Linked DNA regions of Homo sapiens: regions 1 and 2 are each linked to region 3. A link is a contact called in ENCODE Hi-C or POLR2A ChIA-PET data. All regions are on one chromosome and are shown on one strand. Each heading gives the region's core, a stretch centred on a gene start or an enhancer-like site at or near the end of the contact. The rest is flanking DNA. Distances are from core to core; before and after follow the strand shown.

Region 1 (4,571 bases), core at 1,812-4,311, 4.3 Mb after region 3:
AAATCTCTAAACAGTCTTACTTAGGTCATACAACAGTTAAATTTCAAATATAATAAGGAATTCAGACAGCAAGTCATTGACATGTAAATATAAAAATAGAAAAGCATTTGCATACTAAAACATACACCTGGAACTCTTTCCTTTTTCATACCAAATTGTATTTCACCTGTAACAGCTGATGAAAACACTCAATGCAGTTAACTAGAAAAACTTGGTTAAAAAAACAAAGACCCGAATCACGTGATAACACAGGAGGACGGCCATCCACAAGCCAAGCAGAGGGGCCTCAAAAGAAACCAAACCTGTACCTTGATATTGGATTTCTAGCCTCCAGAACTGTGAGAAATAATTTTCTGTTGTTTAAGCCAAAACAAAGAAGGACCTGACTAGATCAATTAACCAAGCAGCAAAGATGCCAAAGCACTGTGCTAGGCGCTGAGGAGAAAAGGATTACTACAGTAGACAATCCTTACCCTCAAGGGGCTTACGAATGTAGTCAGTGACACAAGACAAACCTGAAGTAAGATGGTGCACAGAGGTGTACTTTAAGTACATGAGACAAACTCCATAGGTGGTAGAGCAGTCAATCAATTAAAAACCTCTAGAATGGCTTCAAACCAAATATATGTGGGCTTTCAGATATCAAAGATTCATAGTACCCACTAGCAGAACGTTTGCTGTGTGAGATGTTTCAGCACTCCAGTTCTTTATTGCCCCCTTCCTTAAAAAAATAAATAAATAAAATAAAAACTGCTACAAGTCACATCACTTTTTGATAGAAATGTAAGTGAAAAATGCCTTTTGAATATATTCAAGAATGCTGCAACCCATTTCCCTTTCAGTATCCCTAGTTTTTAGCATTGTATGTAAGGCACTAAAAAAGAAAGTAAGCATCCAGATCTAAGAAGATCCAAACAAGTGCTAAAAGTTATTAGTAAATCAATGACAAAATTTAAACCAAGGAACAACCGTTTTCCTGTCTGTTCCATCCCCCAACCAAAGCTTGGAAATCCTCAAGAGTTAGGCAAGGATAAGTTCACAGTTAAATCTCTGAGATAGTCTGTGGAAGGGAAGAGAGGAAGGCAGGAACAGGCAGGTCCCTGAGCAGAATGACCAAGGCACCATTACCAGCTATACTCTTTTCCACCTTGAATCCCACACACCTTGAAGAAAGGACCACGCTGCAGCAGAAACTTCCTTGGGGACTAGCTGAGAAAACACTGGACTCTACTAGTTTTTTTAAAAAATGGATGAGATCACTTAGCAGCCTAGATTATCAAATCTGAAATATAAATAAGATGGCCAGTTAAAATGCATAAACAATGCACCCATCAATTTTAGCCTCAAAAACAATGACGAAAGGAGATATTTACCGGGCTAGTTCCAAAGAGTTCATTTTCCTGTGGTAATGGGCGCTTTTCTCGGGAGTAACAATTTTTGAATGCACTGAAAATATCAATTCATCTATCCAAAGTGGAATCATTAGTCCTTGGGAGAAAACCCAGTTCATTCTAGTTTTGATAGGAACAAACATATTTTATTATAAACTACTAATCTTTCTAAGGTTAGACCAAATAGACCAAAATGTTATATTTAAGAAGCCCTTAGGCTTTTACAAATATCCTAGCACTAGCAAAGGTAGGGTCATTTGTTAAAAAAGTATTATTTCCTACTACAGCAACTGACCAACAGATAACAGCAACTTAAGAGGCACTAAATGACACTAAAACATTACACTGAATGTGGGCCACTGCATAGCTAGTCTACTAACCTCATTTGTGGTACTCATGTGTGATGCTATATTTAATGCATTCTTATCAAAAGGCTACAGCTACATACTTCTCAACTGTAGCTTTATGGTTTAAAATAAACCACTCAAGCAATGATCTTAACTGGTTCAACTATGAATCCTATCTTTCTTCTGGAGATCAAGATCACAAAATAAGTGAAAAGACAGAAAGGACAGGAAAGTAGTTATGCAAAGTATATCCTAATGACAAGAGTATTATAAAGGAATTCAGTCTGGATCAGGTGCTAACACTTAATGCCACAGGGCCACTGAATCAAACACACGAGATGACCAAGGTCTTCGTAGGAATTAGTATTGCATACATTCATCTACTGATCCTGTGTTCAGTGGCTTGCTTAGGTTCTAATAGAAAAGTTTGGTAGACAGCACACTTATGTGTGTTGCTCATGAGAAGGCGCTCCACCAAAACTTGCCATGAGCCTAGACAGCCAATGCATTAGGCCTCTTTACCACATAAGTGAGGGTGGCTTCCTACAGTTGGGTTGAGAAGCTTGCTGCACCTTGGTCAACATGGAGACAACCATTAGAGATGGACTCATCCAATGACAACCAACAGAAGAAACCATGAGAGGTTGTGTTTTTCTTTGGATACTCACCAGACAACACCAAAGGCTCCATATCCAATAGGTCTATCCGGCTCAATATCCAGCTGCTGCTGTGGATGATGCGAGTGCTGATGATGGTGCGCCTTAACTGTAGCAGCTGCGGCAGCCTGTACCTGAGCTGGGGCTGCTGCAGCTGGTCCAGGAGCCTGCCCCGGTGCCGGTGATGGGAAATATGGCTGTTGTTGCCCAGGGTTTAACATGGCTGCAGCTGCAGCCGCTGCTGCGGCTGCCGCAGCTGCCGAAGAGGTGTGCTGCTGTACAGGGTGTACAGCGGCAGCCGACCCCGGATGAAGATGGTGTTGAGGGTGGTGGTGGTGGTGCAGGTGAGGAGGAGGGAGGTGTGGAAGGTGGTGGTGATGGTGGTGGTGGTGACCTGCTGCTGCTGCAGATGTACCGCCATTGTAAGCCGCCATCATTTTTGCGTTGGCTCTTGCGCCACAAAGAGACATTCAAAATAAATGCCCTTTGATTGGAAAGCAAACTGGGTCAAGCTGTCATTTGGCCATTTAAAAATGAAGAAAAACCACTCACTCCACCTCAAAAAACATAGAGCTTTATGTCTTCATCAGTCAATCCAAACAAGTTAGAGGATCTTGGTGTTTAATTTTGGGGTGAGCGTGTGTGGAAGGGTGTGGGTTGCCAAAAGGAAAAAAAAGGGAAAAAAGAAAAGAAAAAGGAAAAAAGGACCCCTTCCCCCCAGGATTCCTGCCACAAGTGGGTACTAAAACTCCATTCTTAATTTGGGGGAGGTTCCAACTTTGAATGTGGGAATAAAGGCCAAACCTCCCGACCCCCTGAACTCCACACACGAAAAGGATCAGGTAACACACCACCCTTGGAATCTTGAAAGAGGGTTGACTCATCTACCCCTTCCATTCCCACATCCTTTTCTAAACACCTACCACCTCCTCAAAAACAGGATTAAAAAAAATTCCCACCACCCTAAATGGAGAAGATGGGGGGAAATTTTCTGGGAAACCAGCTTCCAGCTTCCCCCCCCCCGAACTCTCAGGCCTTCCTACATCTCCCCCTACTCCTAGTCAGGTTGACCTGATTGGGGAGGGGGGGCGGGGGTTCCAAACTTTCCTGGGCAGAATAAGCCAGGGAAGGAGGCTGGAGTGAGGAGAGGAGGCGACAGCAGGACAGAGAGGAGAAAGAGAGCCGGGGCAAAAGTGAAGGGAAGGAGGTGCAGGGAGGAATGAAAGATGTGGGCAGCGCTCGGACGCCCAGACGGAGGGAACCGCCCCGGGAGAAGGTTAGGGTCCCGGGGCCAAAGAACAGGAGCCCCGGGAGGCGGGCGGGGTACGGTCGGAAGCGGGCTGACTCCTGCCCCCGCCGCCGGCTGCTTCTGCTGAGGAGGGTTGGGGGGGAGAGCGGGTGGGTCCCCCGCGCAACGGCCCCGCAGGGCTCAAGGCTGCTCCGTCTCCCCCCCTCCCCCCCACCCGGCTTCCGTCCCCGCGGCCGCTTTCTCCTCAGCCGCCGCGGCCGCCTTCTCCTCAGCCGCCGCCTCCTCAGCCGCCGGTTCCGCCGCGGCCGGACTCACCTCCCCTAGCAAAGCCGGATAGAGCGGAGCCAGCGTCGGACACGCGCAACCAGCCGCCGAGGCCCCGCCCCCGCCTTGCACGGACCGGCTGCCCTAGCCAATCCACGCCCACCTGTCCGCCACCGCCTCCAATCCTGGGCCAGGAGCTTCAGACAGGCGCACTGTTCGGCCAGTGGCAACAAGGTGTGGGTCTTCCGGGGAAATCCCGCCCCCGATCCGGGATGGGCAGATAGAAAGACCAATCAAAGGCAGAGTTTGGCTTGACCGACAAGGCTTAAAGCCAATTAAAAAGCAAAGATCTTTGTGACATTTTTCTTTCGCCTCTCTCCTCTTTTCTTCTTCTTCTTTTATTATTTATTTTTTTTTTTTTGGCAGGAGCAGGAAGCTGCGTGGTAATCCCGCCTGCAAAAGCTGGAAGAGAGGGGCGGAACGAAAGAACCAATCATGAGCCAGAGACAAAGAACAGAGTAACCAATCCTTGGGTTGAAAATGAAGTGGGATGGAACCTGGGCCAAATAGACACTTGAAAAAACAAATGGAAAAAAAAGGTTGATGTAAGTCCCACCCTTTAGATCTCCTATAGGACAGGATTGTGGAGAATTTGCTGTCATAT
Region 2 (4,815 bases), core at 1-2,500, 4.0 Mb after region 3:
ATTGAAAAGAATTTTGGATAATTCCATGTAGGTATCTCCCAGTGCTGCGCAGGTGACTTTAGCTGTCAGCTCTCAATTATCCTGCCAGTGTTATAACTAACAAGTAAGCCATTTACTTGTGCCTTTGGGTTAGATCAGTTCTGTGGCCACAACAGCTCTTCCCTAAATAAGTTTAGGTCATAGTGATGCTAAATGCTCAGAGGACACTAATACTAGGCAATCTCTTTCTAAGGTCCTTTCTAGTTCTAATAATTGAGCAGTCTACCCTTTGCACTTCTGGCTGGTCTATGTTACTTCTGGCAAAATACCTTATGTGCTAGTTTGTCCTGTTCCTTCCCTTTACACATAAGGGAACTGAGGCCCAGCGAGGAGAAATGACTCCTTCAAAGGATTAGTGACAGAGCTAGGACTGGAACTCACATGCTACTCTCAGGCCAGATCTTTCAACACAGCTTTTGCCATCCTATATTAAAAAAACAAACAAACAAAACAAAGTATCAGATTTCACCACTCTTGCTTTTGAGGTGGAAAGAAATCCGGATTCCTACAAGCTCACTATGCTAAGCTGATTCCTAAAGTGGAGAAAAAGAAGAGACAAAACCTGTGATATTTGTATTTGGTAAAAACCTAGACTTTCTCAAGGGTGAATTGGGCCTAGGTGTGCCTGGAAGTGAAGAGGGGGCTCTCAAAAGAGCAGAAACTGCACAAGCAAATTTGTCATCCACGAGAAATTCCCATGGGAGTTAAGAAAGTGGGTGGCCCTGGGATTTATGGAGTGACTCTTGACTTGTCTAGATGAGTGCTCCGTAGAAGAAGGGGAATGATGGGAAAAGACCTCAGGAGGGAATCGATCTGGACACAAGGAGGGGACCCCGGACTGGAGACTGGGGCTCACCCCTTTCTCTCAGATGCTGGTGCAGATCCCGGATGAGACGGAAAGAAACCAAGCGTTGGGGGCCACTGGAGCTATCACCGCCCTTGTGCTTCTTCCCCAGCGCGGCCTCAAGCTCGGCCCGCAGCTTTCGGGGTAGCCGCTCTGGCTCCAGCTCCCCGCCGGGGCCCAAAGCACGCACCAATCGCTCGCCCGCAAGCAAAGAGGACGCCATATCTAGCCGGCTCTCCGGTCAGGTGACCCCAACCCGGACTTCCGCCCGCCGCGCGCCGGAAGTAACGCTAAGCGCACCGGAAGTTGCTCTGAGCTCCGGGGTGGGACCAGGCGGGCCAAGAGGGCCGGGACGCCGCGCGGGGCAGTGTGGGACTGGGGCGGAACGCCGCCCGGCCGCGGGTCGGGCTCTGTGTCAGCAGCCGGGCGGGCGCTCGGGCGGGACATGGCAGCCTGTACAGCCCGGCGGGCCCTGGCCGTGGGCAGCCGCTGGTGGTCCCGGTCGCTGACTGGGGCCCGGTGGCCAAGGCCGCTCTGTGCGGCGGCCGGAGCTGGAGCCTTCTCGCCAGCGTCGACCACGACGACGCGGAGGCACCTCTCGTCCCGGTGAGGGACGGAGCCAGGGGGCGCGAGGAACTGGGCCTGGAGCCCAGAGAGCGTGTTCCTAGCCAGTGCGGAGGCCAGGGGCCCGGGCCTGCTGAGGGTGACTGGAGTTTGACCCGGGAGAGGGTCCCGAGCAGGGAGCCGACCTGCGCTGTCTGGGACATGTGCCAGGAGCAGGGAAGCCAGCGCGGCCCAGAGCCCTGGTTGTACAGGGCTGGCCCTGGGGGGGAACAGGTTACCCTCCCCAAGTGAATCCTACTTCCCCGGCTGGGGTCCCCAGCACCGATGTCAGAGGGAAGCTTTTTAATTCAGCCCTAGGGCATTGGCTTGAACCCTCAGCCTTTGGATTTGGTGAAGGTCTGCCTCAGAAAGATGCTAGAGGTGGGAAACGAGACTCTTGGGTGTGGACCCTCGTAGGCCCCAGGTTTCCAAGTGACTTTGGGGAGATCGATTTTCTATCTGTGACTTGGGGAAGGGGGTTTGAGGCCATGGGGATGGTGTGGAAACTGTTTCCACGGATGGGACAGGCGGATCAAATGGGCTGGTGGATCAGTGGGAGGAAGCATAAAGTTCACATCTTCAAAACAGTAAAAACAGCCTTTATTTGAAGGGCCCCTAGAAAGAGCAGCCCTGTTCAGAGTGGTGACTGACATTTTAGTGGCTGATATTAGACACTGAACATTGGGGAGAGATGATAGCTATTTGCAATTTAAGACCCCTGTGAGAATATGAACAAAAACGGTATTGAGAGAGCGATGTGCCGTAGGAAATCTAGAGATGTTTAAGCTTTTCAAGGGCAATGTAAGGGCTACAGGTTAGAGGGGGAGATGGACATGGAATTATAATACAGGACAAATATTTTTTGAGCACCTCTTGTACACTAGGCTCTGAGGGGGCAGTACCAGCTAATCAGACTCAGGCATTGCTCCCAGGGAATTTACAGTATTTAATAAAGATAAGACATGGACACAACTGAAATGTAAAGGGAGCAGGATATTGTTTGATGACTTGTGATATAGAAAATGTAAGAAAAGAAGAAAAAAAGATACTCCCCTTCTAAAAAAATTGAAAAAGTGAGCAAGACAGTTAAAGTGCTGTGGGAGGTCAGGAGGGTGGGTTAGGGAAGAAACAAGGGCAGGGGTACATTTGAGCAGAGTGTGAGGGCATGATATGAAGAATGCCCAGTGAAGAGAGAAGACAGTAGTATGGGAGCGGTCACATCTAACACTGGGAGACTGTGGAGGTTTTCACCAAGGAGGAGGAAAGCCTTTCCTGCTCCAGCTGGTCCCACTACCCCAAACCCTTCTCTGCTGTCATCGCCCTGGCCCCTCAGTATCCTAGGAGCTTTTTCTTATGGATAACTACCATTACCTTCTCAGCTTTTCTGTTGCTTGTTCTTTTCCTTCCTACTCAGAAACCGACCAGAGGGCAAAGTGTTGGAGACAGTTGGTGTGTTTGAGGTGCCAAAACAGAATGGAAAATATGAGACCGGGCAGGTGAGTATTGGGCTGGGTCATCTTTCATTTTCATAGAGTGCTCTGCTTCTGAAAAAAGTCAGATTAGGTCACAGGCCTGCATGGTATGGTGTTCCATTCATTCCACCTTGATGTTTGGTGCCATTCCAGAATCAAATTTGTATTCATTTTTTATTTTATTTATTTATTTTATTTATTTATTTTTTGTGAGACGGAGTTTCAGTCTTGTTGCCCAGGCTGGAGTGCAATGGCATGGTCTCGGCTCACTGCAAGCTCCACCTCCTGGGTTTAAGCAGTTCTCCTACCTCAGCCTCCCTAGTAGCTGGGATTACAAGCATGCGCCACCACACTTGGCTAATTTTGTACTTTTAGTGGAGATGCGGTTTCTCCATGTTGGTCAGGCTGGTCTCGAGCTCCCGACCTCAGGTGATCCACCTGCCTTGGCCTCCCAAAGTCCTGGGATTACTGGCGTGAGCCACCGCACCCAGCCCAGAATCAAATTTTTATAGATAGGGTTTCTGTTCTCCTGGATTTGAATGCACTTAATGTGTCAGTGGGTTCTCTTTCCAAGTTAATGTGGACAGGGATGGTGTGGACTATAGTGAGGTTTAGCCAAGTTGCTGAAGATTTCTCTAACATAGTGGATGGTGGGAAGCCGTGGAGGGAGCTTTCAGAAAAGTATACCTTTGATGCTTTGCCGTAATAAAATTGACTTCAGTGTGGTAAACTCTGGATGTGTGGTTCTTTTTCTATATCAGCTTTGTTCTGGGTCCACTGGGATAGATTTAGGCCCTTCTAGGATATTGTAGGTAAGGAAGACTTTTTGTTTGTTCAACATTTTATTTTTCTGTGTGCCTACAATGGACTAGGCATTGTGCATTAGGGTTAAATCAGAAAGCAAAGTAGACATGATTCCTGCTATTGTGGAGTTTCTAGTCTAGAAAAGAACGATTTGCAAATGGCCAATAGCTGTACATTGTGCTAAGTGGAAGGGAGGTCAGGGAAGGCTTCCTGGAGGCCTAAGCTTTTACCTAAAGGATGAGTAGAGTCAGCCAGGTAAAGAAGAAATAAGAGTGTTCCAGCATTGGTCTGGTTGATCACAGACTTCAAGGGAAGAGGTAGCAAGACCTTGTGCTGGAGTTGCCTCCACCTGTGTTGCTTTGTGGTCTGGGGCCCACCTGGATGGATTTGCTGGACTGCAGACTCACTGAGGCCCCTCTTTCCTTCCAGCTTTTCCTTCATAGCATTTTTGGCTACCGAGGTGTCGTCCTGTTTCCCTGGCAGGCCAGACTGTATGACCGGGATGTGGCTTCTGCAGCTCCAGAAAAGTAAGTTTCCCTGTGGTTGTGCCTCACAGTATCCTCAGGAGGAGATGGCAGACATATGTAATTGGGGTACTAGGGGTGAAGACAGCGTCCTCCTAGGCCTTGGAAACATCCCCAGAGTACTTCTCTGGGACTAAGACCCATGGAGACAAAAGTGCTGAGTGCCAGGGATAGTCTAAGTCAGAGAGTCCCTTTAGGCCTCCTCAGAATGCTTTCCTAAGCCATTCCTAATTTTCATTATGAGTATCCCAGAGGGCATTTGGGGGACAAGTCTTCTTGATTTCTTGATGTTCAGCTGGAGTCTTTCCCTCAATCTCACATCATCCCTAGAATACATTAAAACAGAAAAGGTTCAGCCCCATTAAGTGATCACAGACAGTCCCTGGGATATAAGAAGACAAGAGTACTCTGGGCCCTGGGGACTGAGGTGGCAATTTGATTTTCTCAACATGGCCCCCTTCTTTTAAGAGGTATCCACACGGTCAGATGATGGCTCCATACCATGGTCTTCCATGCTCTATTATTTGCC
Region 3 (4,387 bases), core at 926-3,425:
AAGTAAGTGAACAAAAAAAAAACAAAACTACAGTTGTCAGAGAAATAAATGATTATTCTTTCGGCCAGGCGCGGTGGCTCACGCCTGTAATCCCAGCACTCTGGGAGGCCCAGGTGGGTGGATCACCTGAGGTCAGGAGTTCGAGACCAGCCTGGCCAACATGGTGAAACCCCAGTCTCTACTAAAAATACAAAAAATTAGCCGGGCATGGTGGCGGCTGCCTGTAGTCCCAACTACTCCGGAGGCTGAGGCAGAAGAATAGCTTGAACCCGAGAGGCAGAGGTTGCAGTGGGCCGAGATTGCACCACTGCACTCCAGCTTGGGCGACAAGACCGAAACTCAAAAAAATAAAAAAGATTATTCTTTCAAGTTGTTTCCAAATCACAAGCGGACAATAAATACAGAAGAAAAATCCTTACCTGCATGCAATGAATAGCTAAGCCAGGTCCTGTATACAATTTCTTGTGACATATATGGCATTTAAAATGCTTTGCTTTTTGGTGCTGAATAAGGATCTTCTCATCATCAAAATCTCTATTACAATACCTGATCAATACTGTTAAGGCACAAAGACAGCCTAATGATGACACTGCCTATAATAAAAACATATGGATAACATTACAATATGGGAACAGCTAAAACCAAAATGGTACTGTATAGAAACTCTGCTTTTTATATTTATTACACAATTAGGGACTACACTTGCCATGTTATTTCAGTATTTTCAATTTCCTAGAAGGCCAGCTCTCTTCACCACCCCAAAAAACACATCTCAATAATCAGCAATATACTTTGTCAAATTCCTGTGTTTAACAGAGATGTCGGTGAAACTTTTGTTATAAATATTTCAACATTTACAAATGCACACTGAGGACAGGAAAGAGTTCAGTTAAGAAATCCCTAAGGTTCTGTCAAGACAATTACTTCACTAGATATGAAGACGATAGCAATAACTGGATTAGGAATTTAGCAATATTTAGAATCTAAGAGTAACTATATGGTGAACAATAATCACATAATTTCGAATGAACAATCCATAAAGTTGTTTCCAATTCCGTATGAATTTATGTTGCCAAGCAATGTATTTAAATTCACAGATCAATAAAATCAATAAAGCAGAATTCTTACATCAATAAAACAGAATTCTTACCTCACTACTCAGATTTTCCTAAAATCACATTACAAAATTCGTAACCGTATTTAAGCTATTTTTAAAACTGTTACATAAACGCAGTACTGTAACAAGCCGCCTTTACGTACAAAACAGTAAATAAAATCAATTTTAATGTAAAGAATATTAACGCTTCCAGAAAAAGCATTAATACCACACTGTAGTAAGAGTTTTCCTAATAAGATAGGCACTTTTTAGTCCTACAAAGTTGGGTAACAGAAACTCCGCCCTGTGAGAACGCTTCCTGAAGATTAAGGCGCCTCTGGGTGAGACACGGAAGCTAGTTCTCCTCCCGCCCCGAAAAGAAAAAAAAAAAAAAAAAGGTTCGAAACCAGGGTTGACTAACTTGGTTCTTTACTAAACCGCCAATTCGAAAAAATAAACACAAAACACACATAAAGTAAATAAAAACAGAAAAAGTGGGTGACAGACTGTGAAGCTGTCCCCAACCCTCCATGAAAGTAATAAGCCTATCGCACTCGAAGAAAAGTCCCTTGTTGAATCGTCACCAAAACAACGGAAGGTGGCTGAATAGTCCCTAGGGGACACTGTCCCTGGCGGAGGGGTCCAGGCCGCCTCCCGGAGTCCAAAATTCGCACCGAACAAGATCCTCCTGAGTCACAGAGTCACACGACCCACAACTGCAAAAGCCTGTCGACCTCGGAACCCCATTTTCCTAGAAGCCTTCCCAAGTCCAATCCCAGCCACCAGGCCACCCACGCAGACGCCTAAATACAAACGCTCCACGCCGTAAGCCAAATCCAGGCCTCCTAGTCCCAGGCCCCAACAACCGGCACCCCAACGCGACCTCGACTTCAAACCGACAAAGGATACCAGCACCACGGCTTCAGCTGCTTCTTCTTCTTGCGACCCATAACTGTGTTCTACCGGCAAAGTAAAAGGGAGGAGAAAAGAAGCAGGAGAAACGAGGCCAAAAATCCCTCACTTTCCCAACCCAACGGCTACCACCACGTCCCACAGGAAGCAGACACAAAATGGCCGACGGCCTCGTTCCCCGCTCCGCCTCCCGTCAAGCACTGCGGTAGGAGGCGGAGCCAAGAAGGGGAGGGTCACATGACGCAGACCTCCGCCCTGAGTGGGTGGGACTAAGAGGCGCGAAGAGGTGGCAGCCATCTTGTCCGTTTCAGAGTTTTTCGCTTTCGCTGGCTGTGCTTGCGGAGCACTTTGGGTTTCATTTGTAAAGGAGCCGGAGCCCCAGGTACGCTAAGGGGCATGCGAATGGAAAACAGAAAACAAAAAAACGGAAAAGATTGCCAGTGCAGTTAGGGCCGATCACAAATAAAGATAGAGACAGCGCCCAATTTTAATTTTGTTTCAATTGAACAGTAAATGTTGATTATGTGCCTATTAAATGCTAAACCAAATAAGTTAGTCTCTGCTTTGTAACTCGCAGATTGGTGACAGACGAGTACACAATGCAGAGTTCTCAGTGCGGCGTTGAGGGAAATGCGAAGTGCTGTAGGACCTCAGAGAGCGGGAGTCCTAGGGCGGCTGTAGTGGTAGTGGTCGTTGGGTTGTCAAGTAAAGTTTTGTTTTTCTTTGTTTTGTTTTATTTTTCTGAGACCAAGTCTCGCTCTGTCTCCCAGGCTGGAGTGCAGCGGCGCGATCTCTGCTCACTGCAACCTCCGTCTCCCGGGTTCAAGCGATTCTCCTACCTCAGCCTCCCGAGTAGCTGGGACTGCAGGCCCGCGCCACCAAGCCCGGCTAATTTTTGTATTTTTAGTAGAATGGGGTTTCACCATGTTAGCGAGGCTGGTCTCGAACTCCTGGGCTCAAGTGATCCGCCCGCCTCGGCCTCCCAAAGTGCTGGATTGCAGGCTTGAGCCGCTGCGCCCGACATAAGAAAGGTTTCTTGAGGAGTCAACGGGAGCAAGCAAGGTGAAGGAAAGGGTATCTCCGTAAGGGAGCAAAGAGTTTAAGTCTTTGAGGCTGGGCACGTGAAAAACTAATCGTGGTAAGACTGGAGCTGATAGCCGGGCGCGGTTGCTCACGCCAGTAATCCCAACACTATGGGCCAAGGCCGAGGCAGGCGGATCACTTGAGGTCAGGAGTTCGAGACCAGCCTGGCCGACATGGTGAAACCCTGTCTCTACTAAAAATACAAAAATTAGCCAGGCGTAGTGGCAGGCGCCTGTAACCTCAGCTACTCGGGAGAATGAGGCAGGAGAATCACTTGGACCTGGGAGGTGAAGGTTGCAGTGAGCCGAGATCTCGCCATTGCATTCCAGCCTGGGTGACAGAGTGAGACTCCGTCTCAAAAAAAAAAAAAAAAGACTGGAGCTGTCAGTGAAGGTGCTGGTCACAAGAGATAATCCTAGGGAGGCTAGCAAAGGCGGGTTCTGGCGAACCCTAGAAGCATTCTCAGAAGTTGGATTTCAGCTGAAGTCTCTGAGAAGGCACAGTGGTTCTAAGAGGGCAACTGGAGGATCATGCAAGTGAGAGGTGGTTAAAAGTCCAGTGCTTGGGTTCATAGTCCACCAGTGCCACTGCTTAGCTGCCTGACTTTGGGCAAGGCAGTTAAACTTCATCTTGGCTGCACTTAAAACAGAGCTTAGCATATAATAATAACTAGTAATGTAAATTATGTTACTATTAAAAGCAAAAAATAATAGCAGACATCCATGGAGCACCTACCGTGTGCCAAGCATTGTAGTGAGTTTTAACATTATTTGTCTCAGCCTCTGGGGTAGGAGCCATTATTGTCAACTTGTTAATAGAGATGAGATAAAAGAGACTTAAGAGAGCTGGAATAATTTGCCCCAAAACACAAAGTATGTGTGGAGCTGAATTAAATTTGAATTTTAAAGGATCAGTTTGGGCTGTGCGCAGTGGCTCACACCTGTAATCCCAGCACTGTGGGAGGCTGAGGCGGGTGGATCACCTGAGATCAGGAGTTGAAGACCAGCCTGGCCAACATGGTGAAACCCGGTCTTTACTAAAAATACCAAAAAAAAATTAGCCAGGCGTGGTGGGGCACGCCTGTAATCCCAGCTACTCCGGAGGCTGAGGCAGGAGAATCGCTTGAACCCGGGAGGCGGAGGCTGCAGTGAGCCGAGATCACTCTGCTGCACTCCAGTCCGGGCGACAGAGCAAGACTCTGTCTCAAAAAGAAAAAAAAAAAAAAAGTTCAGGCTGGGTGCAGTTGCTCAAGCCTGTAATTGCCGTGCTTTGGGAGACTGAGGCAAGAGGGTGGCT

Evidence for each region. A loop is a pair of places that touch in the nucleus more often than their neighbours do. ChIA-PET counts read pairs that join two places held with the same protein, here RNA polymerase II (POLR2A). Pooled maps may share reads with other maps.
Region 1: a loop to region 3 is called in a pooled map, with 15 times the contacts of the local background. The contact joins the promoter of NLK here to the promoter of ZNF207 in region 3. A Hi-C loop is called at or near these places in 4 of 50 pooled maps. POLR2A ChIA-PET finds 5 or more read pairs at or near these places in 2 of 52 experiments (T-cell and activated CD4-positive, alpha-beta T cell).
Region 2: a loop to region 3 is called in a map of CD8-positive, alpha-beta T cell, with 13 times the contacts of the local background. The contact joins the promoter of POLDIP2 here to the promoter of ZNF207 in region 3. A Hi-C loop is called at or near these places in 1 of 168 maps with a recorded cell type or tissue (CD8-positive, alpha-beta T cell) and 5 of 50 pooled maps. POLR2A ChIA-PET finds 5 or more read pairs at or near these places in 1 of 52 experiments (activated T-cell).

The regions. Positions count from the first base shown.
Region 1 is chr17:28,041,167-28,045,737 of GRCh38, reverse strand. It overlaps NLK (nemo like kinase), which reads right to left and starts at 3,061. Exons shown (of 11, transcript NM_016231.5): 1 at 2,407-3,061. The coding sequence starts at 2,864. LOC105371709 (a long non-coding RNA gene) reads left to right here and starts at 4,018. Exons shown (of 3, transcript XR_934637.4): 1 at 4,018-4,141; 2 at 4,334-4,512. It overlaps LOC102724517 (a long non-coding RNA gene), which reads right to left and starts at 2,400. Exons shown (of 2, transcript XR_001752820.2): 1 at 1-2,400. RefSeq lists silencers at 3,674-3,903, 3,924-4,153 and an enhancer at 4,321-4,571.
Region 2 is chr17:28,353,962-28,358,776 of GRCh38, reverse strand. POLDIP2 (DNA polymerase delta interacting protein 2) reads left to right here and starts at 1,250. Exons shown (of 11, transcript NM_015584.5): 1 at 1,250-1,489; 2 at 2,901-2,982; 3 at 4,192-4,289. The coding sequence starts at 1,329. VMA12 (vacuolar ATPase assembly factor VMA12) reads right to left here and starts at 1,130. Exons shown (of 6, transcript NM_152464.3): 1 at 896-1,130. The coding sequence starts at 1,106. RefSeq lists enhancers at 873-972, 1,085-1,850 and a silencer at 1,163-1,552.
Region 3 is chr17:32,347,945-32,352,331 of GRCh38, reverse strand. It overlaps ZNF207 (zinc finger protein 207), which reads right to left and starts at 2,175. Exons shown (of 12, transcript NM_001098507.2): 1 at 2,006-2,175; 2 at 420-546. The coding sequence starts at 2,046. It overlaps MIR632 (microRNA 632), which reads right to left and starts at 2,223; the gene lies at 2,130-2,223. It also overlaps a transcript of C17orf75 not described here. RefSeq lists enhancers at 2,086-2,435, 2,606-2,725.